Regions from separate parts of the Mus musculus genome. Here region 2 is linked to region 1. The links are chromatin loops, found by intact Hi-C in ENCODE. Cell type or tissue: heart. All regions are shown on one strand. Each heading gives the region's core, and the rest is flanking DNA. Links, peaks and the distances in the headings are about the cores only. Region 1 has its middle 64 kb from the start of Ky. Region 2 holds the start of Ky (kyphoscoliosis peptidase).

The links. Hi-C counts contacts between places; a loop is a spot of excess contacts. Peaks named below come from ENCODE experiments on the same cell type or tissue, not always from the same donor. Only the 100,000 strongest peaks of a DNase experiment are listed, where the experiment ranks them.
Region 2: it touches region 1 in a loop (2.2-fold over the local background); 2 of 42 quality-filtered maps call a loop at or near these places.

Annotation. Positions count from the first base shown.
Region 1 is chr9:102,434,428-102,449,829 of GRCm38, reverse strand. No RefSeq gene overlaps it. Among named protein-coding and RNA genes, the nearest start is that of Ky, 64 kb to the left of the region's middle. In heart, for the core only: no CTCF peak of the experiment used is centred there; a DNase peak (open chromatin) is centred at 7,109.
Region 2 is chr9:102,490,800-102,506,201 of GRCm38, reverse strand. It overlaps Ky (kyphoscoliosis peptidase), which reads right to left and starts at 64. Exons shown (of 11, transcript NM_024291.3): 1 at 1-64. The coding sequence starts at 59. In heart, for the core only: no CTCF peak of the experiment used is centred there; DNase peaks (open chromatin) are centred at 6,701, 7,271, 8,191 and 8,871; H3K27ac peaks cover 424 bases; H3K27me3 peaks cover 650 bases.

The DNA.
Region 1 (15,402 bases), core at 2,430-10,429:
TGTTAGGGCTCTTGCCACCTCCACTCTGAGATCAATGGGTCTTTGGGATGAACTCTCAACCTTTGGGATAGCTGGATATGGGTGTCTGCAGCTGAGTCCAGAAAGTTTTCCAGGACTGGGAGGGGTAAGCACTATGTAGCCCCGCCCTCAGAGAGTAAGACTGAGTAAGAGGGAGGTACATTCCTTTTGCTTCTCAGGCATCTCAGTGAAGGGAGGAAGATTTGAGTGAAAGCCAAGGCTGCCTTTGAGTGTATGGCATCTCCCACATCCAAGGCCAGTTTCCGTGGAGATGGATTCAGGAGGCCAAGGATGTGACCTTTGGCTGGGCCTTCTGCAGCTGCCGCTAGCTGGAGCTCTCGACTCCAAATCTCTAACAAGGCCACAGGCTGTGGAAAAATGGGGTGCTGGGACAGCTCCAGGGTGGATCCTGAGTGGGATCAGACTGTAAGTGCAGGGGAAAGGAGGTACATTGAGTCTGCCTGGGTTGACCAAGTCTCAGGGGCAACAGTAGCACATCTCTGGTTGTCCTCATCTGTACCTGGTCTCAGGTGGGTGATCTTGACCCTCTGCTGCCTCAGCATCTCCCACAGACACATTCCTCACGTCTTTATTTTGGTTGCTGGACATCCTCTGTATTCCAACATTGGACAAACGTTTCCTTTTTTATGCGTCATCTTAGGCATCATAGTACCATGTTCTAGCTGGCTTTTGTTCAGCCATCCCTGGTATGCCATTTCCTAAGGTAGGGTTCTAGTGGCCCATGAGGGAGTGTTAAGATTTTCACTTCCTCCACACTCAGGTTGAGCAGACTTGCCTGGGGCTCTAACCACTAGGATAGGACAGGAAATCAGATGTGGGCATGTGACCTGACCTATCTAATGGGCTCAAAACAGGAAGGATCCCAAAGGCATGTGGAGCCTTTCTAAAAGCCGACATCTGTCTTAATCACATTTGTACCCATCATGCCCAGAATCTGCTCCTGGCTTATCAGGTTCTTGATAAAAAGCTGCTGAAAGGATCACTAAAATTCAACCTAGGAAGACAGCAAGGGGTCGATGGGCTAGACTGTGAGGTCTCTGGGAAAAGGACAACTTCCTCCAGAAACAGGAAGTGGTCTATCATGGAGGGTGGAATGGGACAGGATTGACAGTGAGGCAGGTAGAGAGGACAGCGAGACATGGAAGCCATGAGCAGACAAGTGTGGGCAGGATGGAAACTCAAACATACTTCTATCGACTGCACACTTTCTGGGCTGAGTGGTGGGAATGACTCAGGGCAGTATCCTGCCTGTGAATGCTTTCATCACAGCTTCTGAAGACCCCCCCCCCCCCCGCTTGCCCTTACTGTTCTAGCCTCCCTTCTCTCTTCCTCCCCGTCTGTCTCCCTACAGTCTGCCTTCCTTGCAGGTTTCTCCTAACCATCCAATGTCAGAATGTGTCTGATCCAGCACCTCCCGTCCTCTCTATAACCATTCTCTCACAGCAAGCCCATCTCCAGCTGTGGCTCTAGGCATCAGAGATCTATGCTTGAGAGCTGTGAGCGTGTCTCTGACCTCCATTTTAACTGTATCCATGAGCTGCCAATCTCCAAGACTGGTGGCTTCCTGTGACCCACCAATAGATGATTCAACTGTGACTTTTCTAATAGAAAACACCTCCCCTTCTAGTCCTACCCATGATGTCTCTTTTTACCCTACTAATATCTATCCCAGGAAAGGACACACGAATCTGCCAGATTAAGGCTGGCAAAAGGAGGCCAGGAGCTGTCAAGGACACCATAGATAGAGAGCCAACGCCCAGTGCTGTGGGTAAAAGGATGGCCTAACTTATAATAGCCCTCACTTGCAGGTGCCCTCCCTGCACTCATGTGACATCAAGAACAAGAATCTCCCTAGATTCCAGGCACTGGTGGGTAGTTTTCCTCGTCCTACCTTCTTCTACATTTACCAGGCTGCTCCAGCAATCTGCCTCAAAAAAATTTTTTTTCTCCTTTTTGTCCCCCTGCCTGTGTACAACCCTTCAGGAAGTCATGTTGAATCTGTCTCCAAAACTTTGCAAACACATCCGTTCCTCTCTACTACTGTTCCTCTGTCCCCTGGACCACTCAATGGGCTGCCCTGGTACCATTCTTGCCCGTCTCCAACCTATTATCCACACAGCAGCCAGAGATTCAATTTTTATTTTTTTATAAAAGGGACACATGGACATAGTTTAAAAAGACAAATGGTTCTCTACAGCTTATAATGAAAACAGCAGGCTCCCGTCCCATCTCTCCTCAGTCGCAATTCACACTTCCCGGAGGAGAACACTTTCAGCACTTCGGCAATTCCCACCATCCTTACTTACCCTGCTAACATTTGATTTTTAGGTTCTTAGTTATTTTCTCCTGAATTGAAGCCACGGGGCGAGATGTATTCTCTTGTCACCATGCCACACCACCCAGATGTCTCCCTCGAACATCTCTTCAATACAGTCATGCTAAAGTCGGATTAAGCTGCCAGTTCTGGGTCAGTTGCTTGCTGGTGTGGCACGGGAGGGGCTCAGAACTGAAAACATCCTTCCTGGAGGGAGGTTTAAGACTTGGGAAGTAAAACTCACGAGGGTGTGTTTTATGACTCACAAGGCTCTTCTTCAAGGTTAGAGAAGAGGTAACAACAGCGGGGACAGGGGAGGGGCAGTCTAGCTTCCTGTAAGTTGTCCAGGAATGCTGATACTGTGAGTGGTCTCCTCTATGCTTGGTGGGCCTTCTGGTGAAGCACCTGTCTTTGAATTCATCTGTGTTCCTGTAACTGAGCCCTGGCTCATGTCCCTGTCACTTACCACAGTATAATCATGGGGTGGGGTGGGGAGGGGGGTGTTAAGCTGGTTTTAGGTAGAATCATTTCTTTGGTCTGCCACTGGTGTCTTATCTGGGGTGACCATTTATTTGTTTAAATCTTCTAAGGAAAATTGTACAACAGGTGTGGGCCAGGAAGGACATGGACATCTTTACATCTCTATCTCTCTGTCACTCCTTCTACCTCACTGTGCCCTGTCCCCTCATTTACAGTCTTCTCCTGTTATGGCTCCAGGTTCTGCAGTGGAATCTGGCTTCCTTCCTGGGTCCTCTCTCTTTAGAGCTGCATTGTTCACTTTTGGCTGGTCTGCCAGTATACCTTCCCCTTGTCTATCTACTTTCTATATCTCCTTTGTTGCATCTTATCCATGATGATCTTCCTTGGTTATTTTTGTCTCTGTAATATAGCTTTGAACTCCCGGTCTTCCTGTCCCCACCTACTGAATATCACTGACAGGGCAAAATTGACCAGGGAAAATGACAATAATATATTTGCCCTGTTCATGGTTAAGATCATTTTCTTTTTATGTGGAACTGCTTTCTACCAAAGTACTCATTTACCTATCCTGTAAACTTCACACAGCTCCCAGTAGTCAACCTCTGACGACTCCTTCATCAGCAGACATCAGGGCAAAGGAGGCTGTATGAGTCATTTCTCTTGCTTGGCATTGGGAGTCCCCACTGGAGTGTGGGAGGATTTATTACCTCTCTTTCCCAGTATTAGAATGTGGCTGAAGGGTCTTTCTGATAGCCTGGACAAGATTGCACAACATATTGTTGCACTCCAGGGCCAGATAGATTATTTGGCAGCCATGACCTTCCAGAATTGAAGGGGAGTTGATCTTCTAATTGCTAAAAGATGTGGCAGAGACTACGCCTCTTTCTAGAGAAGGAATGTTGTTTGTATACCTGCTAATCAAGAATAGTTAGAGATACCAACCAAGAATGTTTTTTCAAATCCACCCACAACTAGCAGACACATAGGGCTCTTGGTCTAAAAATGTGGCCTTGGGAATCCTGGTTGCTTTCCTTCACAGGGTCTTTACAAATGCTCTACTGGGGCCTGCTATTTGAGCATTGTTGACTGAAATTATTAACAAACTTCTTTCTTCTCACCTAGAATTACTCAGACTCTAGAATGTCACACGGATGGAATGATGTATAGAAGCCGTCCACCCATCCCCTGACTTTTCTGTCAGGGACCCCTTAATGAGCCTCTGAAGAAACTGACTTCTGCCTCTTTATGACACCTCTTTCAGCATGAATAAATCAGAGTGGTTGTCCCCCCTGTCCTGATGGTATTTAGGACTTTTTCCTGAAGTGGGGCAGCAGTGGTGGTGTTGATAGGAACTGGAGAAAGCCTGGCATGGGATGACAGTTGGTACCTGCAGCTAGGAACAAAATGCTAAAAATGTGGGGGGTTACCCACTCTTCTTGTTCATTTTTCCAGCTTCTGTTGAAATAGCAAAAGAAGGTAAGATAGCTAGAGCAGTGGGTCTAATTGAGAATCTGCCCACATTTGAGCAGACTTTCCATTTATCTACTGCTTGGTCCTTAATCTTCACTTCATTTGCGTACACAGACAATCAGAGTTTGCCTCAGTCTATACAAAACACTGGACACAGCCTTTTCTCTGGCTCCTTTGGCTGTCAGCCTGAGCATCACTCTTTCTTGGATGCTCCTGATGTTTAGAAGTAGACTTGACACCAGCAGATAGAAAATCTACTAGGAGAGCCTAGTCATGAGTGGGAGATGTGCTCTTTGGAGGAAGACGACAAATTATCCGTTGATTGGCCTGCTTTTCCATGGAAGACTTTGGAGAGACCCTTGGAAGACTCTGTTTTCATCCCTTTGAGGGTGGACTCTTTAGAAGGTGAGTTACTGCTGCTCTTCATGAATGGACCAGGAGAACTTGGTGGGAATCTCATGGCCAGGAGAACTTAGAATCGTCACCTTTGCCCTTGTACCCTCTTGGTTTTCATCCAAGGCTACCAAGAGCTTACAGCAATCCCTTCCATGCAAATAGACTCCCTGCTGCACTCACCCTTCAGGTGCCCGTCTGCTTCATTTCTCTGGAGTGGTGAGACAAACCTGACCCGACAGAGAAGACAATCCTGTCGTATTACTGTGACTGAAGATGCACAGTACCATCCTTACCCTTCCTAAAGTGGCCCTGGCATTGAACCTAGAGTTTTGTGCTTGCCAAGATAGTAGTTTACCAGCCAGGAAACATCCGTGGCATATACTTTGAAAAAAAAATGCCAAAGATCTAAAACTGTCTACACGAAGATATTAATTCGACTATGTGCTGAATATTTCTTTAGGTATTTGACGTAAAGAGAATCAAGTACACAAAATGCCAACTTTCATGAAGGTGCCATCCTTCTTGTTGGGTGGTCATATGGTAAACAATGTCCTAGCATGTGGTGAGTTATAAAACATGTTAGAAACTGATAATTTTATGAAAGATGAAAAGTAGGACGGGTTAAGGAAGATGCAGAGTGTCAGGAGGTAAGGCAGTTTACATCACCCAATATGTAAACAGGGAAAGCTTCAATGGGAGGTGGTCTATGAGCAGAGACCCTCTATAAAGAAGTGGTTCTCAACCTTCCTAATGCTATGGCCCTTTAATACAGTTTCTCATGTTGTGGTAGTCCCCTAATTATGTTTGTTGCTACTTCATACCTATAGTATTGCGACCATCACGAATCCTGATGTAAATGTCTGCGCCTTTCAATAGTCTTAGGCAGCCTCTGTGAAAGGGTCTTTTGACCGCCAGCAGAGTCATGCATGAGCCACAGGTTGAGAACCACTGCGCTAAAGGATGGAGAAAGAGCTGTGAGCTATATGGAAGGACAGCAGTTTGCAAGGAAGGAAGTCAGTCATGTGAAGGCTCCAGTGCAGTGCACTGGCTCCAGTGCAGTGCACTGGTATTAGAGAGGTTACAACTCTGGAGATGGAATTGGAAGAGAAGTCTCTGGAAGCATGCGCCTCAAGGTCTTGTAAATTCTTGTTCGAACTTGGAATTTCCACCAAGTGGTGACCTCAAAGGACTAATGAGCAGAGGACGGATGGAGGCTGTTGTGATCAGCTGAGCTATCTCTTCATGTAGCCAACAGATTATTGGTGACCAGGGGATAAACAGAATTGGTAGTAACACAGGCATGAGATGACAATGGCTCTGAGGATAGCGACAGCAGTGGAGTTGGTGAAAAGTGCTTGGACACTGAATATGTATACAAGGTAGACCCCAGAGAATCCCCTCAAGGTTCCCAAGAATAGTGCAAGAGAATAAGAGGAATTTAGAATGGTCCCAATAATTTTGGACTGAGTCTTTTAGTAAAGTCTCTGGTAATTTGGAAGTTTGGCAAAGGCTGGAAGAAGAATGAGTAGGATTCATGAATGTCCACAGTATGGATGGTGTGATGGTTTAAAAAAAGTGGCCCCCATAGGCCCATAGAGAATGACATTATTAGGAGGCGTGGCCTTGTTGGAGTAAGTGTAGCCTCATTGGAGGAGGTGTGTCACTAGGAGTGGATTTTGAGTTCTTGGAAGCTCAAGCTTGGCCAGTGTGTCACTGCCACTTCCTGTTGCCTGTGGATCTAGATGTAGAACTCTCAGCTCTTTCTCCGGCACCACACCTGCCTGCATGTGGCCATGCTTCCCGCCATGATAATAATGAACTAAATCTCTGAAAGCCCCAGTTAAATGTTTCCTTTTATAAGAGTTGCTGTGCTCACAGTGTCTCTTCCCAGCAACAGAATACGACCTAAGACAGAAGTCAGGAAATCAAGGTTAAAGGTAGCAGGAAGCAGAGGGGGTTTCTTTCTAGTTAAAATCTCCAATCAAAGTCTGGATGCAGAACATTTCAGGCAGAGGGAAGAGCTGACCAATTACCCCAAGTAGTGAACAAGCTTAGCAGAAGGCAGAAGGCTAGTGAGCCTGGGGCTCTGGGTGATGGGAGACTGCCAGACAACAGGAGGAAAGGGTGCAAGTTTCCTACTATGATATGGAACTTTGAGTTATTTTAGTGTGTGTGTGTGTGTGTGTGTGTGTGTGTAGATCAGAAGCCCACATGGAGATTTTGTCTTGATCCCTCTCCACCTTACTTCGACAGATTGGGTTGTTCACAAAATCCAGAGTTCACCATGCTTGAGACCAGCTGGCCTCTGAGCTCTAAGGATCTGCAGGCCTTCCTCGGAGCACGAGAGCTCAGATGTGTGCCACCGCACCGCACCCTCACGTGGTGCTAGGGATCCAAATTCAGATTCTCAAGCTTGTGTGGCAGGCACTTGGCCAACTGAGCCACCTCCCCAGCCAGAGCCCTGGACTCAGAGGGAGGAGGACTGGTCCATTGCCAAAGGATAGGAATGATTCTTCTCTTGCCGAGCCTTCTCCCCAAACTGGGGGGAGAGAGTCTGACACTAAAGACAGGAGCGAGTGAATAGTGTAATGGAGAAACTGCATGATCCGGCTTCTGCCCACCCTGCCCACCAGTTGTCTAACAACCTCCCAGCACCCACTGCTCCAGACACACTAGCCTTCTGCTAAATTTGTTCCCTGATTGGGATATTTGCCCAGCTCTTCCCTCTGCCTGAAATACCATCTCCAGCTTCTGCACGGCTTCCTCCTTCTTACCAAGGTCTTGGTTTAAATGTTACCAGCTCCAGACGTCTCTGTGACAGTGCAGATCTCTAGCTTCTGTCATGCTGTCTTGCTTTGATGTCATCACAGTTCTTCCTTCAAAAGGATGTTTTCTTTTATGTGTGTTTGCTATGTCTAAACCCGCAGACATATCTGAGCTATTTTAGAGGGCTGTCACTCTGTCCCCAGCTCCTTGCCTGTCTTGTTTATTGAGGTGTTCTTGGGCCTAGTATAGTGTCTGGCACATGTAAGTGGGTCTAGGCTGCTGAACAAATGACCATCACATAGACCCTCCCCTGAGAATGGGAATTCTCTTGCCCAAACCCACCTCTGCCCATAGGTCCCTGTTGGTCTTTAAGGTGGACTGATTGACTGCTCAAATGAAGATGAACTAAATATAAGAACTTCCTATGAGCTGGAAACTAGTGACTTCCTGTCAGGTTGTTGAAAGCCTTCGCCTGGGCTTTCAGGATCAGTCACAGACAAGACATTCAGCAGGCTTCAAGAGCTTGGGAGCTTGGGGGTCTCTTGCTTCTTTTCCTGTGCAAGGAAAAGCTAGCCTGGGGAGACATTAGATAGTAAAAAAGATGCCACTTAATCCACCTGAGGCGGAATCTCTGACGAGTTGGAGTTCTAGTGAGGCTCCATTCACTTTTAGTTTGTCCTTGTTCATTAGACAGAACCTTCCTGAGGTTTTTTTGCTTAGGAGTCTCAGATGGTTCTCTTTCCTCAGCTGTGATCATCTTAATCCCTCAGGCATCCACGGCAGCTCAAATAAGCCCATTGCCTGCTTTTTGTATGGCTCACAGTTAAGAATGGTTTTGACAAATGAATATTCATAATCAATTTCTCAGTAGTAAATACTAACTGAATCCATATTACTCAAAGTGTCTTGTTCCCAAATGCTTTTTCTCCCAAGTAAACTTGCCTCACAAAAAAAGTATATTCAACTAATATTGTATTTTAAATTTAGTGCAAAATTCCTGTGGGAATTCATTCTATCTTTTGTTAAGCTACTTTATAATATTCTATTTTCTTTGTTCATTTATTAAGCCTAAATGAATTATTGTCTTTTCCTGTCCCTGTGATAAAGTACTCTGAGGCCAAGAGGATGGTTCAGAGGGAGCTTCTGACCTGAGTTCAACTCCTGGGACTCCCAGGGTAGGAGAGAGCTAACTCCCGTGGCTTTGCCTCTGACCTCTGGGAATGCTATGGGAAGCCCGTGCATGAACACATATGTACATGCACACAATAAACAAGTGTAATTAAAATTTTTCTTAAGTATTTAAAAAGTATCCTGACAGAAGGAACCTAATAGAGGAAGGTTTCATTTTGGTCCATAGCTTCCACTGATAGCAGGGAGGGGAGGTACCTGTGGCAGGAGCAGGAGGCAGCTGGTTGGTTACATTGTAGCCACAAACGGGAAGCAGAGAATGATGCTAGAGCTCAGCTCTACTTTTTATGCATCTCAGCACCCGTCTTAGTTAGGGTTTTACTGCTGTGAGCATACACCATGACCAAGGTAAGTCTTATAAAGACAACATTTAATTGGGCTGGCTTACAGGTTCAGAGATTCCGTCCATTATCATCAAGGCAGGAACATGGTGGCATCCAGGCAGACATGGTACAGGAGGAGCTGAGAGTTTTACATCTTCATCTGAAGGCTGCTAGTAGAAGACTGGCTTCCAGGAAGCTAGGATGAGGGTCTTAAAGCCCACATCCACAGTGACACACCTACCCCAACAGAACCACACCTTCTAATAGTGCCACCCCCTGGGCTGAGCGTATACAACCCATCACAGCACCCATGTCCAGAGAAGACTGTCTCAGATGATCAGAGAGGGTTTTTCCACTTCAGTTTACCTAATCAAGATGACTCCAACAACAGGCATTCCCAGAGACTAAACAAATCTAGATAAACCCTCACAGGTATAGCTTGAGGTTCATCTCTTTGGTCATTCTAGATCCTATCAAATTGACAATCAAAGAAATCAGTGCATTTGCCTGACCCTTTCCATGTGGAGCTTATTGACATTTGTTGTGTCAGACAAGATCAGACCAGGGCATCAGAACTCTTGATCAATTTTAGTCTATGTGCTGCTGCCAAAGCAACCACAAAACTCCTGATCAAGACTAAGGAAATTTACTGGAATTAGATCTTCTGCATGTATGGAGAGGACATCTATGGAAACCTGTTGTGCTGGTAACCATTGGTTAGGCCAGAGGTCACTATAGATTGATGCAGCAACTGGTGCCTAAATGCATTTTTCAAGCCTCATACAAACTTACCTTGTGACCACTCTCAATTAAGTAGGGAAGAGGAGTCTAAAAATGACACCTGTAAGTTAGCAACATGAACTGGTGAACATCCTTGTTTATTTGGATTTAGATCTCTGTTTTCCTCCTGGTTATGGTCCCAAATATGTCAACTGTACAGAGCAACACCAGCATGGGTTTGTCACAAGCCTCTGTCTGACAAAGAGAGAGATGTCTTCCTTCAGTTCTAATGGTCAGCTTCCAGAGTTGCCCCTAGGGACAAGCCAGTATTATCATCCTGGCTTCCTTGGTTTCTCTTTTCTGAAGCCAATCCCATGAGGTCTTGAAGAGTTTTCTTGCTCTCTTTCCCCAGTCAGTGCCCTCTGCCTGGACCAAGCCTGTGTCCTGAATTGACAAGAACTCCCAAGGGGGGTGGGGGAGAAGCGCAGTGACCAGCTTCCGCAGGTGATGTTCTTCCTTTCCTGGACAGCTAGTTTACTCATGAGATGCCATTGCTTACAATGACACATGCGATACTCTTGTGCTTCTGTGACCCAAATTCTTGACAACAACTTAAAGGAGGGCATGCTTAGTAAAGCTCATGGTTTTAGAGAGCTTTCCATCCCACACAGCTGGGAAGGCACAGTGCCTGTGGTGGAGATTTGTCACATGGCGTGGACAGGAATGGAGAATCGGGACCAGGCGCAGGTATGACCTTGAAAGTCTTATCCCTGGTGAGCTGCTTTGGCCAACCAAGTCAACCAAGTCAAAGGACTCTTAAATCTTCATCTTCAAGATAGTGTCACAGGCTGGTGACTAAACACCCCAGACTGGAGTCTCTGAGAGACATTTCAGAGTCAAACCATGACAACAGATCTCTGTTTGAAAAATATGATTCTTGTCCTTACCGCTAAGTTTTATTTTTATGTGTATGGGTGTTTTGCTTGATCGTCTATCTGTGCACCACTTGCCTGCTGTGGAGGCCAGAGGAGGGTGTCAGAGCCCTTGGAATTGGGGTTGTAGTTAGTTGTGAGCCAACCTGGGGTTCCATTCCGGGAATCGAATCTGGGTCCTCTAGAAGAGCAGCAGGGACTCTTAACTGCTGAGCCATTCTATTCAGCTCAGTTCATCTCTAATTTACCCTTTCATTCCTAGTGGATGGAACAGGAGCACTGGCCTGCTTCAATCCTCAGTTCCTTCCTGGACACAGAGGTAAATGTTGTCAAAGTTACTCTCCTGTTCAAACAGTACTTTCTATCTTGTCTGGGCTGATTTCTCTTCGCCCCCATGACTTCTGGTGGTGCTCACTCAACAACTGTGCTTCAGCCTCTGCACCCTGGCCTAGAAGGCGGTCATTGTCACCTCTCCAAACTCAGCATATTCTCCCACCTCTGGCTGATTTTTATATCTTAGAAGATTTTGATTAATTAATATGGTGTGTGTGTGTGTAGTATCTTTTTTGTTGTTTTGTTTTTTTGAGGCAGGGTTTCTCTGTGTAGCCCTAGCTGTGCTGGAACTCAACCTATAGACCAGGCTGCCCTTGAACTCAGAGATCTACCTGCCTCTGCATCCCAAGTTCTGGGATTAAAGGCGTGCGCCACCACCACCACCACCGGACCATGTCTTATATCTCTTGAATTTAGAAATGTCTGCTATCCTTCTCCCTTCTCGAAGCTCCAGGAGATGTGGACCTTATTCATGTCTTTTCCCAGTCCCCAGTAGATATGGATACCCATATCCAGTAGAGCTCTATACTTGACAGAAGACAAAGGCAAGAAGAGGGAAGGCATACAAAATCCCTACACGAAAGAAAGAAAGAAAGAAAGAAAGAGAGAGAGAGAGAGAGAAAGAAAGAAAGGAAGGAAGGAAGAGAGGAAGAAAGGAAGAAAGGAAGAAAGGAAGAAAGGAAGAAAGAAAGAAAGAAAGAAAGAAAGAAAGGAAGGAAGGAAGGAAGAAAGAAAGAAAGAAAGAAAGAAAGAAAGAAAGAAAGAAAGAGGAAGAAAATGATGGAAGCCCATTTTTTAATGTGCATCGAAGTTAAATCTGCGACCAAGTATGGCTAGGAATGGTTCCAACCCCAAGTTGGCTGTGAGAAGACACTGCGACAGCACACACACACTCTCTCTCCTGGAGCCAGGGCCAGCTTGTGCCTGCTGTTTGCAGGAGTCCACTTCAGACACAGAGCAGTGTCTGTCCTCTGTAAACCAACAAGCCCACATGGCACCCAGGGGCTTTATTTGGACTCTGGGCAAGCATGGACTTGCTCATGCTCTGGAAACTTCTACAAATAGTGTGCAGATCCCAGAATGGAAGGGTCAGGCCTTGCTGGAGAGGCGGGGCCTGGCAGAGGTTAAGAGCTTGAGGTGGAAGAGACAACTCCAAGCTTGCCAGACTCCCTGAAGCACAATAGAACAAGCTCATCTCGCCTTTAACATCTTAGGTATCAGATCCAGAGTCCAAGTTCCTAAAACCCGCCTGCAGCGTCTGCCTTTTCATTTAGAACTCTGTATCCAGGATGCTTCAGCAAGCACATGGGCTGCCCTAGGAGAGCAAAGTCAAACCAAAATAACCAGCAGGAAGCTCAGGGTTCATGTCTACTTTGAGATCTGAACTGCAGCGACTTGAAAAGACCCAACTTTACCTGTTTGTTTGTTTGTTTGTTTGTTTGTTTTTGAGACAGGGTTTCTCTGTGTAGCCCTGGCTGTCCTGGAACTCACTCTGTAGACCAGGCTGGCCTCGAACTCAGAAATCCACCCCCCTCTGCCTCCCGAGTGCTGGGATTAAAGGTGTGCGCCACCACACCTGGCCCCAGCTTACCTTTAAGGTTGATGTTCCCTCTCTTCAGCTTGTGGATACCTGGTTAGATCGTGGCGGCTGCCACCTATATCTGATCACTCAGCAGTTCTTTCTAGCCACAGGTGGATGGCTGCCATTGCCTGTGGGGTTTTTAGTGTGGCAGGCCAGGAAAGGGGAGGGAATCACGGCAAATGAGATCAGTGTGAATAGGACTGAGTGGGAGGAATTTCAGAGAACCTTCTAGAAGTCTCCTAGCTTTTTAAAGTGCATTTGTTTCTACCATATCTTAAAAAAAAAAAAAAAAAAACTGGATGTGGTCATGGAGGCCTTAGGTAAGCTAATGTTGGTTTAGTAGGAACTCAGGGAGACTATTTGATCTCTGAGGATATTTCTAGAACTTTAAGTCAAAAATAAACTATAGTCTTAGATACTCAACTGGTTTTTGGTTTTAATACTTAGGACAAGGCATTTTATGTTCACAGGTCTTAGTCTCTCCCCTTACAGATTGGGTAAATTTGAGCTTAGAGGTCCTTCAGCCACGAGGCTAGAGAGAAGGGATGTTCCCAGGTGGGCTGTGAGCTCCGCTGTAGTTCGGGAAGCAACAATGGCGTTCTGAGATTAGAGCTGAACTCTGGGATACTTGAGTCGAAGAATATTTATTTATTTTGTGTGTATGTTTTTACCTTCAGGTATGCCTGAAGCACCACCAGCAGGCAGTACCCAAGGAGGCCAGAAGAGGGAGCACTTGTGTGTATATGTGTGTGTGTGTGTGTGTGTGTGTGTGTGTGTGTGTATACATGTCTTTGCATGTGTGTATAAATACAGGCACACATGTACCTCAGCATCAGCTGACAGAGGACAGTTTCAGGTGTTGGTTCTTCCTGCCTTGTTTGAAACAAGTCTCTTGTTCACTACTTCATGTGCCAGGCGAGCTGGCCTCCAAGGGGCTCAGGTTCTCCTGCCCCTGCTTGCTATCTCACGTCGCGGTAGGAGTGTCGGGCTCACAGATGCATCCTACAGCCTCTCAGGTTATGCAGCAGGTGCCTGACCTCAGTGGGTAGCCATCTCCCTAGACCTCTGGGAAGCCATTTCTAAGTCTGTCTTGTTTCCTGGGCCTGCTATACCAAAGTGCCACAGACTTGGTTTGAAACAACAGAAATTTATTCTCACACAGGCCTGCAGGTGAAGACCCAGATATCAGTATGGCAGAATTGGATCCTTCTAGAAATGCTGAGGGGAACTCTGCCCCCTCACTTTCCCTACTTCTGGTTTCTCTAACAACCCATGCCATTCCTCCTTGGCTGGAAACACTAAATCAGTGGACACAGCTGCTCTATTTAACTCTTTCCTTTCTCTTATAAAACCACTTAGATTTAGGGGTCACCTTAGTCTAAGATGACCTTGCCCTGAGAAACTTACCTTGTATCTACAGAGACCCTACTTCCAAATAAAGCCACATTTGTAGAAGTCAGTACTTAGATGTGTTCTTTTGGGGTTATAGTTCAACATTTTAGTCCAAGTTCCATTATTCACACCGCCACCACAGCAACAAAACAACAAATTCACCGTCTTACAGGATACCAGGACCTACTGTGGGCCTCTGTTTCTGTACAGATCGTGTCCACAATGTGACTGCCATGGTGGAGATGTGCAGAGGTTTGCTTGGGAGCTCATGCTGACCAAACTAAGGCAAGCAGGAAGGCCCAAGGGCCTGGGGACCAGAGAGCTGCACACCTCAGATTTAAGTGACTTCTGCCTGTCCTTCTTGGCCTCAAGTGTCCTCAGTGTGCTGACTTCTCTTCCCGTTCAGGTTTACTCTACTGCTAGTTCCTCTCACCCTTCCCTGTGCAAGGATAAAGCTCGCACAAACTGTTAGGTGCAGACTGACCCTTCAGGTGGAGCTCAGGAGCACACAGCCCTCCTCTGTAGCAGAACAGAATAACCACATGAGGAGACATTTCTGTCTTCTGTTCTTTCCCTTCTTTTGAGGAATGATGCATCTTGATGTGACCTGGGACTGATGTCTGCTCCGTCCTCCTCTCATTTTGACCTGGAGCTCCAAGTGTTCTCTGCTATGCTGCTACTGAGGTCCCATCTTCCTGGCACCAGAAAAGGGCTCTTCTCAAAAGGGTTCCTTATGTATCTTTAGGAGCTCAAAGTTTGTTGATTGACATGTGGCCATGCCAAAATGCAAATACGCACCCAGTGATGGAGAGATTGGAACCCAAGAGCACATTCGATGCCACCGTCCCTAAAGTCCTAGAGTTCAGACATTGCAAATCAATCTTGGCGCTCTTGCTTGCTGATCTAAGCTCTGGAAGCTGCCTTTCCTAAACGAGCACTTTAGGCAGCCCCAACCAATAAATCACTGTTGCAAGCCCGAATGAAATCCATTTGGCATCTTTGCATTAATCTTTTATCAGAGATTAATTTGTCCGATTAGTCAAGGATCTCTAACAACAATAAAGCTTTGCCTGGCAGAGAACTAGAGTCTCAAGGGAATGGCCTGTGGAGGCGCGGGGGGGGGGGGGGGGAGTTTCATTATCTTGATGGGTCACTGAGGGAATGAGAAAGAAGTTTGGAAATTTACAGGCTCTGTGTGACAGAACCGGTCATGGAGGGCCTGGACAGGGTCTGGAAATGGCTGACCTACTTTCCCTCTGGGCACGTCTAGCTGGGTGAAGGAAGATTTTTATTTTTATTTTTTTAACTTTTGTTTCCATCAGGGCACACACACAGCTCTGCATATTTATCCTATATCCCTATCTCATGTTCATGCTATCACAATTCGCGTTCTGTTACACACTTAGCAATGATTAGGTAGTTATACCTCTTGAAGTTGTAGACCTTTTCTCTAAAACACAGGAAGCA
Region 2 (15,402 bases), core at 3,296-11,295, 56 kb before region 1:
GAGTGCACGATGAGCAGCATGTCGATGGCCACAGCGTTGCTGTCCTTCTTCAGCTCCATGGTGCCGCCTCCCTCCCGGCCCGCGCGCAGCGGCTGCTCGCGAGGCTGCCTAGGCTGCAAATGGCCCCGTGCGCGCTGCTGCCTGGCGCGGGAGAGGGCGAGGGCGCGGGAGAGGGCGCTGCCCCGCCGCCAGGTCCGCCGGGCGCAGTTTCGCTGACTCTGCCAAATTCACCATTAGAACCCGCCCGGGAGGGCGCTATCCTCCTGAAGTGCCTCTAAGTCACCTTTGAAAGGAAATCCCCGGGCGCGGCCCTGAACTGCACCCAGGATGCACTTTGCAGGGTTTATGACCCTTCCTCCCTGTACAACGGAAGTGCAGGTATTGGGCTCCAGCAAAGTTTTCTCTGTGGCTGGGCTGAGTGCTGCCTCATAGCCACCATCTATCCCCTAAGAGAAGTCACTGGCCAACCCTGAAACCTCAAATCAGAACTGGTATAGTTTTGGAAAAGAAAGGCAAGAAGGTTGAATTGCAGAGTGAGCAGATGTTGGCCACATCTTTAGCCTTGACTTCTTTGTTCCCTTGGGTAGATTGTGAAAGTCGATAGTTTTCGTAGATTGAGGCTTTATGGTGAAGTCCCCAACTGTCATTGATGACTGTGTCAGACCCTGGGTCATATGTACTGGGCATCAAGCTAACAATCTTATTTTTCCTGAGATGGAGGTCTTAAAATTCCCCATTCCTTCGGGAAGACTAGCTCTTGCCTGAGGGGAAGAGAGAGAGAGAGAGAGAGAAAGAGAGAGAGAGAGAGAGAGAGAGAGAGAGAGAGAGAGAGAGAGAGAAAGAAAGGAACTGGGAGCTGCCAGCTGCTGTCAGGGAGCTGGACCTGAGAGCCCCTTCTATTTTTAGCCAGGCCTGCTCTGCCCAGCCAACAGCGACAGGGCATTTGGCTGTAGGTCCAAGGAGTGTTTACATGGCTTTTGCTTGGGAGCCTTTGGCACTGTGGTTCAACCAGGTGGGAGACAATTCCCTAATTTGTGTTGACACAGGTAATAGATGCCACCTCTGCAGGAGGCCTTGCTTGCTCTGTGACTCCACCTTGGTCCATGGCTCCTGAGAGCTCTCCACCTTGTCCTTGAAACAGCCACTCTGATACAAGCTATGTTCCAGCAGCAGTGCCACCACTTGCTGGCCATGTGACCTTGGACCATTTCTCTCCATTGTCTCAGCATTGGGTCGCCACTGTGTCTTCTCTAACTGGATGTCTGTCGGCTTCTAACAATGTTGAACTGGTGTAGCTAGACAGCTGAGTCTCTTGATGGACAGGGGAGACAGATGGTGGACTAGATAGGTTTCATTCTGCTAAAGTGAGCCCTATTCCCTGACTATATGTGTGTCAACACACACACACACACACACACACACACACACACACACACACACACACACACACACACACAGAGGCTGAGAAAGAAAGGACTGGATTATACAAACCTGCTGGGTCCTGGAGGTGGTTTAGGCAACCATGAGGACCTGCACTCACCTCCTTCACCCAGTGTGTTCTAAGTCAGTGGTTCTCAACTTGTAGGTCTAGACCCCTAGGGTTGGGGAGTCAAAGGTCCCTTTCACAGGAACCACACATCAGATCAGATATCCTGCATATCAGATATTTACACTACAGTCCATAACAGTAGCAAAATTACATTTACGAAGTAGCAACAAAAGTAATTTTATGGCTGGGGGGTCACCACAACACAAGAAATTGTACTAAAGGGTCACCGTACTAGGAAGGCTGAGAACCACTGGCCTAAGTCCTTCAAGAGACAGTGGTACGGTTTGCATGTGATATGTCCCCACCTGGCCATTGTTAAGAGACTTGCCCCCCACCCCCACACACACAGTTGATGCTGTTTGAGGAAGCTGTGGAACCTTCAGGAAGCAGGGCCTAGTTGGATCACTGGTTGGAACTAGCTGCGCATCCTGGCTGGCCACTGAGATGTAAGAAAGTTGCCACACTCTCCACACCATGGGCAGAAGCCATGCCTACCTCTGTGTACTGTGCTCTGCTTGAGGGGTCAACTAGAGACAGGCTTTGAGCAGGTGGAGTAGCCACTCTGCCTAAAGGCTCAGAATCCCCAATCTTCTCTTCAGTTCCCCCCTCCCCTCCCTGACTGATCCACCCTAATGTCCTCAGCCACCTCAAGTTCTCGGTGAGGTCCCTCTCTGTGCCCAGGAACAGGTCATGAAACTGAGGTGATATCAATCATTCTTTCTCTAGACTGCCTCTGCCAGGTATTTTGTACCAGAGACAAGAACGGTGACAGATGCAGGCTAAGGGCAGATATAAGGGCAGATAGCATCCGTGATATAACATACAGAGATGTTTCTGTCCCTTCCACCGTTGCTGTCATGCCACAGAATATCATTCTTAAGGACTCAGCTTAATGCCCCCTCCTAGAGCCATCTCTGGGAAGCATGGTTAGCTGAAGTATATCAGTCAGAGAGAGGCAGATAGCGTGTATATGTGTGTGTGGTCCTGCTGTCCATGTGTGAAATCCAAGTGTCTGCAGAAGTGCTTGCCTCCCATCCTTATGACTGAAGATCGGAGCCGGAGATGTCTTTGCTGTAGGAAGCCATCCTATGTGTTGTAGGATACTTAGCAGCACCCTATCAGATTCGATATTACCTCCTTCCCAATCCCGATGACCTCGACTGTATCTAGATGTCAACACATGTTTCCAGAACTGCACTGAGAGTCTTGCTTTGGAGAAAGCTGAACTCGGGTCACCTTGACTCTGAGTCCTGATGCTGCCAGGCACTTGGGCTCATCCTCCTTATGGTCCTTAGTGCCAAGACCCAGCTCCTGTGGCCTGCAGAACTGTTCCCTGCCTAGGTTCACCCTGGACTAGCCTCATGTGCACCTGTGCTGCAGCCATAACCATCTCTTAGTTTCAAACGCCCCTGACCTTTCTGCTTTTAGACTTTCTTCTAAGAGGTAGCCCCTGCATCCTGATACCATGTTGAATAATGGGATTCAAAGATTTTATTCTGACCTCACTAATTAATCTGTACTCTACCCTTGCCTTAGGTCTGGCAAAACAGAGACTACTTGCATTTTGGGCTAAATCCTTAATTATTTAACTTACAGTGAACTGGAAATTTCAGAATTTAAATGACACAAATCAGTAAGAATTCACCATGCATTGTGTAGGCAATGTTTCCGTAGAATGATGGACCACATGTACGAGGGAGGTTTCACAAGGTTATGATGGGGCTGAAAACTCCTTCTGTCCTAGGGATATGGTCTCCATTATAACAACCATGACACTACACAGCACACACATGTTTTTGCTGATGCGCTGAAGGCAAGCCTATTACCTGCCAGCAACCATAGCAGTATATTTGTGCAAAGTACACACTTGATAATAGTGACTATGCACACTGCATTCCTGTATTTACACTATACTTTTCTTGTTAGACTATACTCGTATTTATAAAAAACATGCTCACTATAAAACAAATCTGACTTTGAAAATGCCGTAATGCTATCTTATAGTTTATATGCTAATGTAAATACTTTTATAAAAAGCAAGAAATTTTTGCTCCATTATGGTGTTTTTTGATTGTGTCATTTCCTCTTGGGTTTGACCCAACCTCCTGTTTATTTGTTTATCATGACCCAGAGGCAACAGACTACTCTATATCCGTACCCACGTACCTTTGTCCCCCTCGGTATCTATCATGTATTTGCATATCTACTTACTGATATCGTAGAGAGGAAATAGGTAGCAGGCTACATCAAAGCTTCTTAACTGGGCTGGGAGCCCACAAATGTGTGAGTTGTAGAAAAAACTTGGCAATAACAAGAGTTTCTAAATGAACAATGACCAAAGATTAACTCAAAATCAATGCGTAATTAGTCTGAGTACTTCTGGTGGTGCTCACGCTCAGTGCATTGTGGGACTTCACTGCAGCCTTGGTTCCGAATACACAACACGCACACTTAGCACTGTGCATGACATCACTCACGAGGCATCACCACTGCTGCCCTAGATATGGGCTCAGGTTCAAGACAATAGTCATAGCGTTAGACAATTGTACATTATGAATTGTGGCATTTCACCGCACATACAGAATTTTCAGCACATATAGAAACATAACAGTTTATTAATGCAAAATAAAAACTTTAAAGCTATTTTCCTACTATTATCCCTCAGGATATAAGTAGCAAATTACTTTACCCTTCCAGTATATTTTGTCAGGATATTTGATTTTAAAAATTGCTTCTCAAGTTGCTGACCTGGGTTTTGTTTAAAAAATGATTCGATGAATTTAGGTTTGGGATTAGGGTCAATTTTCCAACAATTTCACAATAACCCTATATATTCTTCTGTTATTTGGTCCTTCCTGTTTAAGTGAAGCCATGATCTCAGGATTGATGATTATAAAATCCAAACACTGGTCAACTCGGAGAAAACCATTGAAGATAGACTATCCAATACTCAGGCACACTTTAATTCTTTATGTGGAAATAGATAGCAATCATGTTATCAGTATGCAAATTAACCTTCATCCTCAATTAATAGCCAAAGCTATAGATATAGCAATGACTGTAAATGCTTCATTTGTATTATTTTACATACTTATATACCTGTGATTGAATACAACTTTTTGGGGGGATGAAAAGAGGTCACATGAGGGAAATGTTTTGAAGCCTTGTTATGCTTGCTCCAGCTTGTTAAATACACTGTGAGATGGTCACACACCAATGAAATCACTTAATAATGTGTTCCTCAAACCACAGCGCTCTAGACAGACAATGCATGACTGTTGCTTTGTTATCAGCCTCCTCTTCCCAATTTGGCACGAAGGCACGTCCAGCTGTTAGGCTCACCGCTTCCACTCCTTTGCTTGAAGGTGGACTTGTCAGCTGTCTGTTGAATTCTAGGCCATGAGCTGGGGCTGCTGTTTTGGAGGTGAAGTAGGGGTGGGAGTGGGGGTTTGGGGAGGAACTTGCTCCTGGCTATAGATTCCCACAGGAGAGGAGTGTTCTCCTGTGTCCTACCTCACACTGCTGTTTGTCCTTAGAAAGAGGAGCTCTCTGGGGCTTCCAGTTTGAACCCTTTTTCTTCCCTAGGGTTTCCAAGAGGCAAAGTTCTCTCTTCCCCCACAGAAACAGGCATCAGGCACCAGTCTGTACAGAGAAAGCTTTTAGCAGGGAGCCTGCTGGTACAGCGTATTTTCCTCCATGGATGCATTAGGGAAGGGCTACAGGAAGCGAGGGGATACAGGGAAGGTGACCAGACCGAGTCTTCAGAGCAATGTGACCTCTTTGGATGAGCGAGGTCATGATGATCTTCCAGCACACGAAAGTCCATGAGTTCTGCCAAACTCATGACCAGTACTGAAAATTCAGAAGACCAGGCAAGAGAGAAACTGTATCACCCGAACCCTGTCATTTAGGTGTGAGCACTTTTCAGTGTCCTGTTCACTAGCATTTCCTCTCCTATTGTTGCTGCATATAGTTGAGTGTGCGCCCCTTATGCCAGTAGGGTGGCACCGTGTACAGGTTGGTGTCATGGTTTTGCCTCTTTCGGAACACACAGTGAACCTCCTCAAAACTAATTTAAAGGGCAAATCAGTGATTACACCTGCTTCCCCTTTGCCCAGTGGTAGGAGTTTAGCTTGTTTCATAGTATCCTCTCCCCAGGGTGATGCCACAGTAAATGTTTGTGTGCCTACATCTTTGGCCACATTAGCTGGTTATTTCCTTAGAATAGATTCCTGGAAGTGGGATCACTCACTCAAAAGGTTATGACTATTTTAAGGCTTGAGATATATACAATGTCAAATGACTTTCCAAAAAAGTTTGTGTCCACTTACAAACTCACTAGCCTTGTATGTCCACCCCTGGTCACCTGTCACCCCCGACTGAATGCTGTCATTACATAAGCTCTTAGCATTAGAATAATTAATGCATGGAACATATTTTTAGTTGAACTTTTATTACCTCTGAGAACTCTCTCTCTCTCTCTCTCTCTCTCTCTCTCTCTCTCTCTGTACATTATGTGTATTTATGTGCAGGTACATGTGTGTGCCCTTGCTTGTGGGCAAGCATGTGGAGGTCAGAGGATAATTTTTTTCTTTTCTTTCTTACCTCCCCCCCCCCCCATCCCTATCTCTTCAGTTCAGGGATTACAAAGGTCAGCACCTTGCTCAGCTTTTTTACAAAGGTCCTGAGGATTGAACTTAGGACCTCTGTGGCAAGGTTAGTAGTTTACCAACTGAGCCAGCCCCCTCCCCCAACCCCTGCCCAACTTTACATGTGTGTGCTGTTGGCTTTTTAAGGCTCACAGTCTTCTTTTCTATTTTCTCCTGTAATGGCACAGACATTTAAACACTAACCAGAAGGACAAACACTCTTCCTTCTACACATGATCTTCCTTATCCTATTGTGAACTCTGATAACGTCCTCTCCAGACCTGGTCCTCTTTGAGGACCAGGTCATTGCCTCCCTTGCTCCTCAGCCCTCTGCCTTCCCCATGTACACAGGAGGCACTCAATAAATGTTTGAGCCAAATTGGGCAGAATGAGAGCTTGCAGCAAGCTGGCACTTCTGGCTTTAGCCTGGAGAAAGCACTGAGCCCCGCAGAGCAGTTGCTCCTTCCTTTGCATCGTTCTCGCAGACCTTCAGTGCCCAGAGGAGAGGAAGGTTATGTGAGGACAAGCGTCTCTAAAGACACCTTCCTTGGCTGCTGGCAGAACATTCTGGAGCACAGATTTGGGGAGAGCTTCATTCAGAGAGTTGCTTAGTCCTGTTCACACACCCCCACCCTGGCTGCTGCCAAGAGCCAAAGCATGAGTTTTTTTTTTGTTTTTTTTTTTAACAATCTCCATTCTCAGCCTTTCTGGCATTTGCCTCCCCAGCCTGCTATTCACTGCTTTCCATTTCAGCCTAGCTTTTTGTGACCCCTTTATTAGCTTTCTGGGTTTTTTTTTTTTTTTTGGTTTGTTTTTTGTTTTTGTTTTTTCTCTCCAGAGATTGGTATAGTCATGTTTTGCCGTATACATTCACAGGTAAATGTTGGAAGCACTCTGGTCCAGCCCTCAGGTACTTTGATTATAGGAGTCCCGCTCTGTGACGGTCTTGGCCTTTTCCTGGGTATAGAGATGATGAAAATCAATTCGTCTCTCACCACCATTTCCAAAATAGCTTGGTCAATGCCAAGAGAGATATCCAGTAGCACATAAGAGCCTGAGGAGAGATCACCTCTTCGGCCCTGCCAAGCATACATCACCGGCCCATTGACATGTCCCTGGCATGTCCCTGGCATGTTCCTTGTGAGTAAGAGACCTTGCCCACCCCTTGTTCCCGCTTCAGTGCCAGTTCTGGGTTAGAGCTCAGAGCCTGTGTTCTTCTTCCCATGGATTTATCCTGATTGTCTCACAACAGCTAGAGGTTGGACCTATGGCTTTGTGTCCATTTTATTGATAGAAAACAATGAAGGATGAAGAGATTGGTTCAGGAGGCTAGGGAAATGACCCAGTCAGTAAAGATTTTTGCTGTACAAACATGAGAGCTGAGGAAGTCAACTGGCATTGACCTCTGACCTCTACAGTCATACATACACACATGCATGTGTACCTACATGCACGTGTAAACACGTTCACCAACATGAAACAACACACACACACACACACACACACACACACACACACCCCACACACAATGCACACAAGTTTGAGTCTACCCCAAGGCTTTCGGGGAGGCCTGTCTGACTTTCCCGTTGAACCCAACACCCTTGTTATCGCATCTGTTTTCAGTGAGAAGCACGGGTGTCTTTTCCAGGGGCTGAGGTTTGGATTGAATATCTGTAGGGCCCAGGGAAGCACTCAGAGAGATGAGAGTTCTTTGAGAAAGAACCATTTTCTGGGCGGGGTGAAGCTGTCTACAAGGCAAATGAGTCAGACGGAGGAGGAGGCTTTGGAGAGTGACACAGAGCTACAACCAAACCCACAGCAGCCTTTTGATCAATCCCATGGACCCTCAGGGGCCCATCAGGAGGGTGCTGCTGGGGAAAAGAGCCCAGTGGCCTGGATCCGAGGGCTGTGAAGGAGCCAGCTTTTGGTGTCACTGCAGACTCAGGCTTGGCGTGTCCCTAGGGCAGAGTGTCTAATAGGAGCCATGGGTATTTTTAGTCTCACGTGTGCAGGCGCAGGACAGGGTGAGCTGGGTAGGAATGACTAATAAGCCATGGTCCTTATCAAGTTGGGAAAGATGACATGAGGGCTGGAAAGCACAGGCTGGGACTTTTCATGGGTCTTGTTTTTTTTGGAGAACTCTCTTTACATAATTCACATGGAAAGATTGGGGTCAGGGTGATTATAGATAGCCCTGGCTGCAGAAACCTGGAAATGGTGTATGCTCAGTGCCTGCAACTCACCAGCTCCTCTATACAGGCCTGCCCTGCCCTGGTGGAGAAGAGTGGGGGGCAGGAACTGTTGTTGGTTCAGACTAGGGTCCTTCAAAAGACCAACATCAGAGGTTTTCTGCGTGGTCCAAGCAAGCACAGGCGAGGGCTGAGTGGTGTCACCCGTTATTATGAGTTTACAGATGAAGAGAGGCTAGGTCAAAGAGGTCCAGGGACCAGTTAAGGTCACCCACCTGGGAAGCGGCAGAGCTGGTGTGCACCTTCTCAGCTCAGATGAGCACGTACCACTGCTTTCTCGTAGCAACAGCTGGCTGTGTCTAGGATGCCTTGCTCATTTTCTTTAGCCCGCAAACATTTGCTCTGCCAACTCTGTGTCAAAGACTGCATGACTGGATTGGGCAGGGAGGGTGATACCATGCCTGCTCTCAAGGACCTCTGGATTTACTGAGGCCTCTCATAGGAGTGTCAGCCTAGCTGAACCTCCATGTGGCTGGAATCCAAGCTCACCCTGGGGAGAAGTCTGGTTGGCTGGTGTCCAGACTTAGGTGCTGAGCCTGAGGACAGCAGCATCTCCACTGGTACGTTCAGTTATCCGTCTCCAGGGCAACTTTTGAGGGCTGGGAAGGTGTCTGGGGAAGGGCAAGTGTGCTCTCCACCCATGCCTGTGCTCTGAGCTTTGTGGTACATGGAGCCTGGGGCAGGGACCAATAAGTGAGGTCTTGGGCAAAACTGCAAATGGAGGCAGCATCCACACCCACCACCCACCACCGTCAGTCACCACCACCCCAAGTTTGTGCTGTGACAGCAATGGCAAACAGGATGTGACAAGGATTGAGGTGAAAGTATTAGAGAGAGTTCCTTGAAGCCTTCTTGTCTTGGCCCAAAGCCAACTTGGCATGTGACTGCAGCCATCTGTTTCTCCATCCTCCTATCCCTCCTCTTCAATACTTGGGTACCACATATTCGCATCTATCCATTTCACTTAGCTGTTAATGTACCCATCCCTACATCTCTATGTAGACACAGGTCCTCAACCCATCTGCCAGTTCTATCCTTGTATCCATTCTATCTAACCCAATCCATTCACCCACACATTCATCATCTGTCCATCTGTCCTCCATCCCCATCCAATCACAACCCCTTCATTCCATCTGGAACCAGACATTATGTTCTAGGTCTGCGTTGGATGCCTGGGAACACAAAGATGAATGAGTCCCTCTCTGTAGTTGACCTAGAAAATTGTGTGCAGCTCCACTTAGAAAGGCAACAGAGCTTATTGGGGCCTCAGAGGCTCACTGAGGATCTGGATGGAGTGAAATAGAGGCGGATGAGGGGGGATTAATTAGGATGCTCAGGACTCTCTGGAAGGATTGAGATGGGGAAGAAAGGAAGGCAGGCAGGCAGGAAGGAAGGATGGAAGGCAGGCAGGCAAGAAGGTTTGAGAAGAGTGTCAGTTATGGCCTGAGCATTTGTGTTCTTTCAACTCCTAATCATATATTGAAATCCTAATCATCAGTGTGATAGTGATGGCAGGTGGGTCTTTGGAAGATGATTCAGTTATGAATGGTATTAGTATCCTTAGCAAACTATCCCAGATGAGCGTGTAAGGACAGAAGGAGAAAGTGCCATCTCTAACACAGGAAGTAGGCCTTCCAGATGGTAAATTTTCTGAGATCCTGATCTTTGACGTCTCAGTTTCTAGAACTATGAGAATTTTTCCCCCCTAATATATAGGCTTCCCAGTTAATGGTATTTTGTTATAGCCGTTATGACTAGAAAAGGAGAAACATGTTTTGGGGCTTGCTCTATGCGGCGCCCTGTGCCAGGTGCTTTTACTTGGTCTTGAATGTTTTCCAACAGACGTTTCAAGTAGCTAACACATTTCGCTCATGGAGCAGGGCTCAGAGAAGTCGTTGTGGAATGTGCACAGATGTGTGAAGAACAGTACTGGGTTGCACAGGCTTGCTAATATAGGACACCAGAATGAGGGTTTGAGACAAACATCTAGGGCAGATGGAAAACATGCTACCTGGCAGGAACTTCTGGACTGCACTGCTCAGGGTAGATATAGAGAGGAACCAAGGAGTCTACCGGCTCAAGCAGCACCATATGGGAAGGAGGTTAGAGAGCACGCATAGCTGTTGGAGTCCAGTACCTGATTGTTCCATGTTGGCCATGGCATTGGAACACCCCTTCGTGGTTGCAGCAGACCCAGAGATCAGCTAGACTGTCGCTGCCTGGAACATACCAGCTGATGTTGGGTCAGATCTGGGGGCATCCACACAACAGCTTCAATATCTACCCTTGCTTTTCTGACTGTGGATGTCCTCCTGTGGGTGGGGTGGGAAGGAGAAGGGCAGGGCCTCCTCCTACCTCCCTTGCACGAGACTGTCACTCAGGCCTCCACCAAGACCTGAGCCTAGGTCATAGCTTTCTGCTGACACATGATTCCTGAATTTTCTAGGTTCATACCTAATTTTTATTGCTTGATCCCCAAACTATCTCCAGTCATTCAAATAAGTATCTAAGGGTCAACGATTGACATCCTCTGTCCTGAAGCTAAGTATTTCCAAATGGTCAGGTAGGTAGCCCAAGAAACTACAGGCTTCGGGACCATATCAGGGTAAAGGCTGGGATAAGGTGCAGTTGCATTTGTACGGACAGGTGCCTTCTCACAGCCGTAGAGACGGTTCTACTGGGGCTGTGGTGGAAGCTGGGAGAGGGAGGAGTGTCAATGCTAATGAGTGGGTTTTAAATTGGATACACCTCACCCACTCCAGGCCTGCTACTACCCATCCCCAAACCACAAATCTTCAATTCTCTGAGTTCAATTCTTTAAACCTACGTGTTTTACTTTTGCCCATTCTGAGCGGAATTAGGGTAAAGCAAGAGAGGTGCCTACACATGGGTGGGTTCTTGGTCTGATAGACTCATTCCTGATGTACAAGCTCCCCAGGGGAGCCAGGAGGGGAGATGTAGGAAAGGGGAATGAAAGGCCCGAGTTACCTCAGCTGTCGCGTCCTTCCGCCCCAGCTCGCCCCTCAGCATGGCCGGCCACCCACCTGCCAGCTCAGCTGTCCTCCTTGCTCACCGTGTAATCCCTGCCAGGAAGAGAGGAGGGAAACATGAGCCGGGGTTGCACCCACTGTATCCTGCCATCCTGTCCTTCCTCCAACTAGGAGGGGGGTGACTAGGGTGGGGACAGGGGAGGACAGGCCTGGGGAAGAGCTCCCAGGCCCAACTGCCTCTGGCTGCTGCAGGGCAGGCAGCTCGTAGGGTGTGGGTGCATGGCAGCTGCAGGACCCAAGCCTTCCTCCTGGAGGCTGCACATCGGTCCACTTGGCCTCCTGCAGCTCACACTTGCGAGGTGGGGCCAGCCCAGTGGTTCTCAATTATCCCCTTTGCACCTCTGTATCAGGGGGGCTCCTGATAGGGGCTTTTGCTTTGTATCCTACAAGATTTCTTTGGATTCCTACAAGACCATCTAGGAAGGACAAGGTGGAAGTATCTGCATTTCCAGGCTAGTTGCAGCCTCAGCCTTCTTGGGTAAACCAGGAGCATCTTACTCACTGCCCACATAGATGAGAGATAGGAAGAGGAGCATATGCCTTGTATTGAATAGGGCATGGGTGACATCAGACTGTCCTTGAACCTGGGGCAGGACTGCAGGGGGATGGCAGGCGTGCGGCCACAGATGCTCACCTTCCCCTCAGAGCATCTACTGTGTGGATATGGGAAGAACAGGGGTGCAAGCAGGCCACACAGCAGCATCTCCCTTTGGTATCTCAGGTGTACTAGAGTGCAGGAGTGTGTGTCAGGGATTTGTAACAGGGCCCTTTCTAGAGATGATCCTGCCTGTCTGTTTATGTTTTAGAGAACAAGTGTTCTGGTGTATGATAGGTATTGCTTTATGGCAATTCACATGTGCGTGTGTGTGTGATGTATGTGTGTGTGTGTGTGTGTGTGTGTGTGTGATGTATGTGTGTGTGATATGTGTATATGTGTACCTACATGGGTGCAGCTAGGCTACCTGAACTTCAGGACCCTTCAGGTGGTGGGGGCACAGCTAGAGCCATGGCGGGGTGAGGGTACCAGCTTCTCACTGGATACTGCAGTGTTCTTTAGGGCTTGCCCTCAGGGCACCTAAACAAGGCCACTCTAGCTCCGCCATGCAGGTCCAGGAGAAATCAGGCAGGGGCTTGGGGGTATTTGAGCAGCCTGGTTTCATCTCTTATGTTCCGATATGGGAGGCTGGTGATAGGACACAGGCCCAGGGCATCGCAACTACTGTGGCCATGGGTCACAGATGATTGTTGCCTCCAGGTGCTTCCTCTGGGCCTGGCAAGGCCTACTGGGTACAAAACTTCCCACTGTCCTTCTTTAGCCCACTCCTGGCTTCTGGCCCCTACAGCAGCCATTGCGCAAGCAAGGCAGGGAGCTGGCCACTCACAGGGTTACCCAAGGCAGGCCGAGATTAGACAGGGCCAGGCCCTGAATCACTGGTGACAGTGACTTGTTTGTGGCAGGACCGTTTGCACTCCCCAGGTGGTCTCTGACAAGCTGCCACCGAGGGAGGAGCCTCAGTGATGACAGGGGCCTCTGGCCAAAGCCTAATGGCCATCTGTTCCCAGTCACCAGCCTGGAAGCCTCCAGGGAGGGAGGAGACAGGGAAGGGACAGGGAAACTCAGAGACACAGGGAGAAAGACACACACAGAGCAGGAAGACAGATCCATGGATAGGCTCAGGAAGAGCAGAGAGGGAGAGAAGTGGGGAGGAAGAAGAGGAAAGGAGAAGGGAGAGAGGAGAGAGGGAGGATGAAGGAGAGAGGGAGAGAGAGGGGAGAGGGAGAGGGAGAGGAAGAAGAGAGGGAGAGAAGATAGAGGGAGAGGGAGGGGAGAGGGATGCGGTAGTGAGTGAGAAGGAGAAAGAGCTGACAGGGGTCCTGAAATAGGAGTAGGGAGAGAAAGATAAAGGGACAGAATCAGAGAATGAGACATGCAGACAGAGAGTGATGGAGATAGGAGAGAGATCCTTAAGATGAGAGGCAGAGGTCACTTGGGCAGAGAGGCCAAGAATCCTCTGAGACAGGTGAAGAGTGGGCTGCATTCTGTGGTGGGGGTGGGCTGGGGTAGCCCTGCTCTCAGCACGCCCCCTGGTGGAAAGGATGCTCTCGAACTCATCCCTTCTGCCTCAGCACGCCAAGCGACTATGTCACGTGGCAGCCTCTACCCGCAGGCACCAGCAATCAGCCAGTGGTTGTCAGGTGTTGATGGGCAGCAGAATCAGTTCTAGCATCTAAGCTGTGCTCTAGAATCTGACTCTAGTCGGGCTGAGGCCAGGAGCCTGCATGGACAGCGTGCTCCTAGAAGGCTCTGTGGGAAGGGAGGGATAGAACTACCGGTAGATACACCCCACTCCCTCACCAGGATTGGTCCTCCCTCCCTCCCTCCCTCCTTCCTTCCTTCCTTCAAGCCTTCTCATCCCAACCTGTGAAGTCCCTGAGTAGGTGAGGGTTGGGCTGGAGCCAGAGCAAGGAGGGATCTGAATTGAGTTCTTCAATGAGTGGGCAGCTTCTCCATCATTTGTTTCATTCGTCTGCAACCACCAGAATGGGATGGGATGCGGGATGCTCTCTCTGCCCTTGCACAGGCAGGTGGGCAGCATCACCTTAGAGGTCTTGACTCAGTCCCAGTACTATGTGCAGTGGGGTAGGTCAGCGACAGCACATGTTTGCTGGACTCTGCTGAGCCTTGCTTTGTTTCATTCTCTTAAGTAGACCATGGATCATTATTGAGCCAACCTCAGAGGTGAAGCAGTGAGGGCCAGAGATGACAGGTAACATGGCCAAGGTCTCAGAGAAAATAAACAGCAGAATTCAGGTCTGTCTGACCCTAAAACCTACGTTCTCTATTCTCTTCTCCATCTCTGCCTCTCTAAGTGGCTCTGTTACATCCCAGGCTAAGAGTCCAAATCCAGCTTCTAGCCCAGGCAGTCACCTTCCCATTAAATCCCAGCTAAAGGTGTTCTGTGAGCTGCTGGCAGTTAGACATTGTAGGCATCCTTCCTGTTAGGGCCTGAGGCAAATTCCTATGCTAATACTTTTTGAGAGAAATGGAGGGAGGGGAGAGAGAGAGAGAGAGAGAGAGAGAGAGAGAGGAGAAACTGCATTTCAGTGAGCCTGAGGTCCTGAGTAGAGGCATTACAGGAGGCACAGCACTAACATCCAGCTCTTTAATATGTGGTAGTTTCCACACAAAAACTTATGAGCTGTGGGTTAAAATGGTGTCCTGCATCTGGCCTGCCACAGGGCTAGGGCTGCTTGTGGAGGTGGACACGGGAAGTTTGACTGCAAAGGTGTCAGGCTGTGAGAAGACTCAGGACCCAGCTCCAGGGGTGGGGAAGCACAGTCTGAGGTCTCTGCATGGAGGCCGAGGACGGCACTGCAGATGTTGCTGAGTGCTGAGAATGGAGTGTGGGTCTGCGCTTGGTTTGGTGGCGTTCATGTCTGGGAGGCAGGGAGACCTTCCGAGAGATTAGACAAAGCTCTTTAGAGGAAGACCTGCTCCATTGCTCTAGCATGGTGCATCTGGATGAGAAGAGGCAGTTCATAGTTTTAAGGCGTTTATTGTAGAAAGGCAGAGAAAGGGAGAGAGTAGAGCAGTAGAGGCCGGCCATGGCCACGTGGAGAGAGAGGGGAAGGGAAGGCAGATAGGGAGCAAGGGAGCAAGAGCAAGAGAATAAGAGAGCGAGGAGGGCGCAAACAGCCCCTTTTATAGTGGGCCAGGCCTACCTGGTTGTTGCTGGGTAACTGTGGGGAGGAGCATACCTGGTTGTTGCCAGGTAACTGTGGGGGTGGAGTCCAGACAGAATACCAGGAGCTTGGGATGTTGCCCTATGTGACTGATGGCCACAGAATTACGGAGCTAGCGCCTCGAGCATGGCAAACTTCCTTCTGTCCCTTGCAGAGTTATC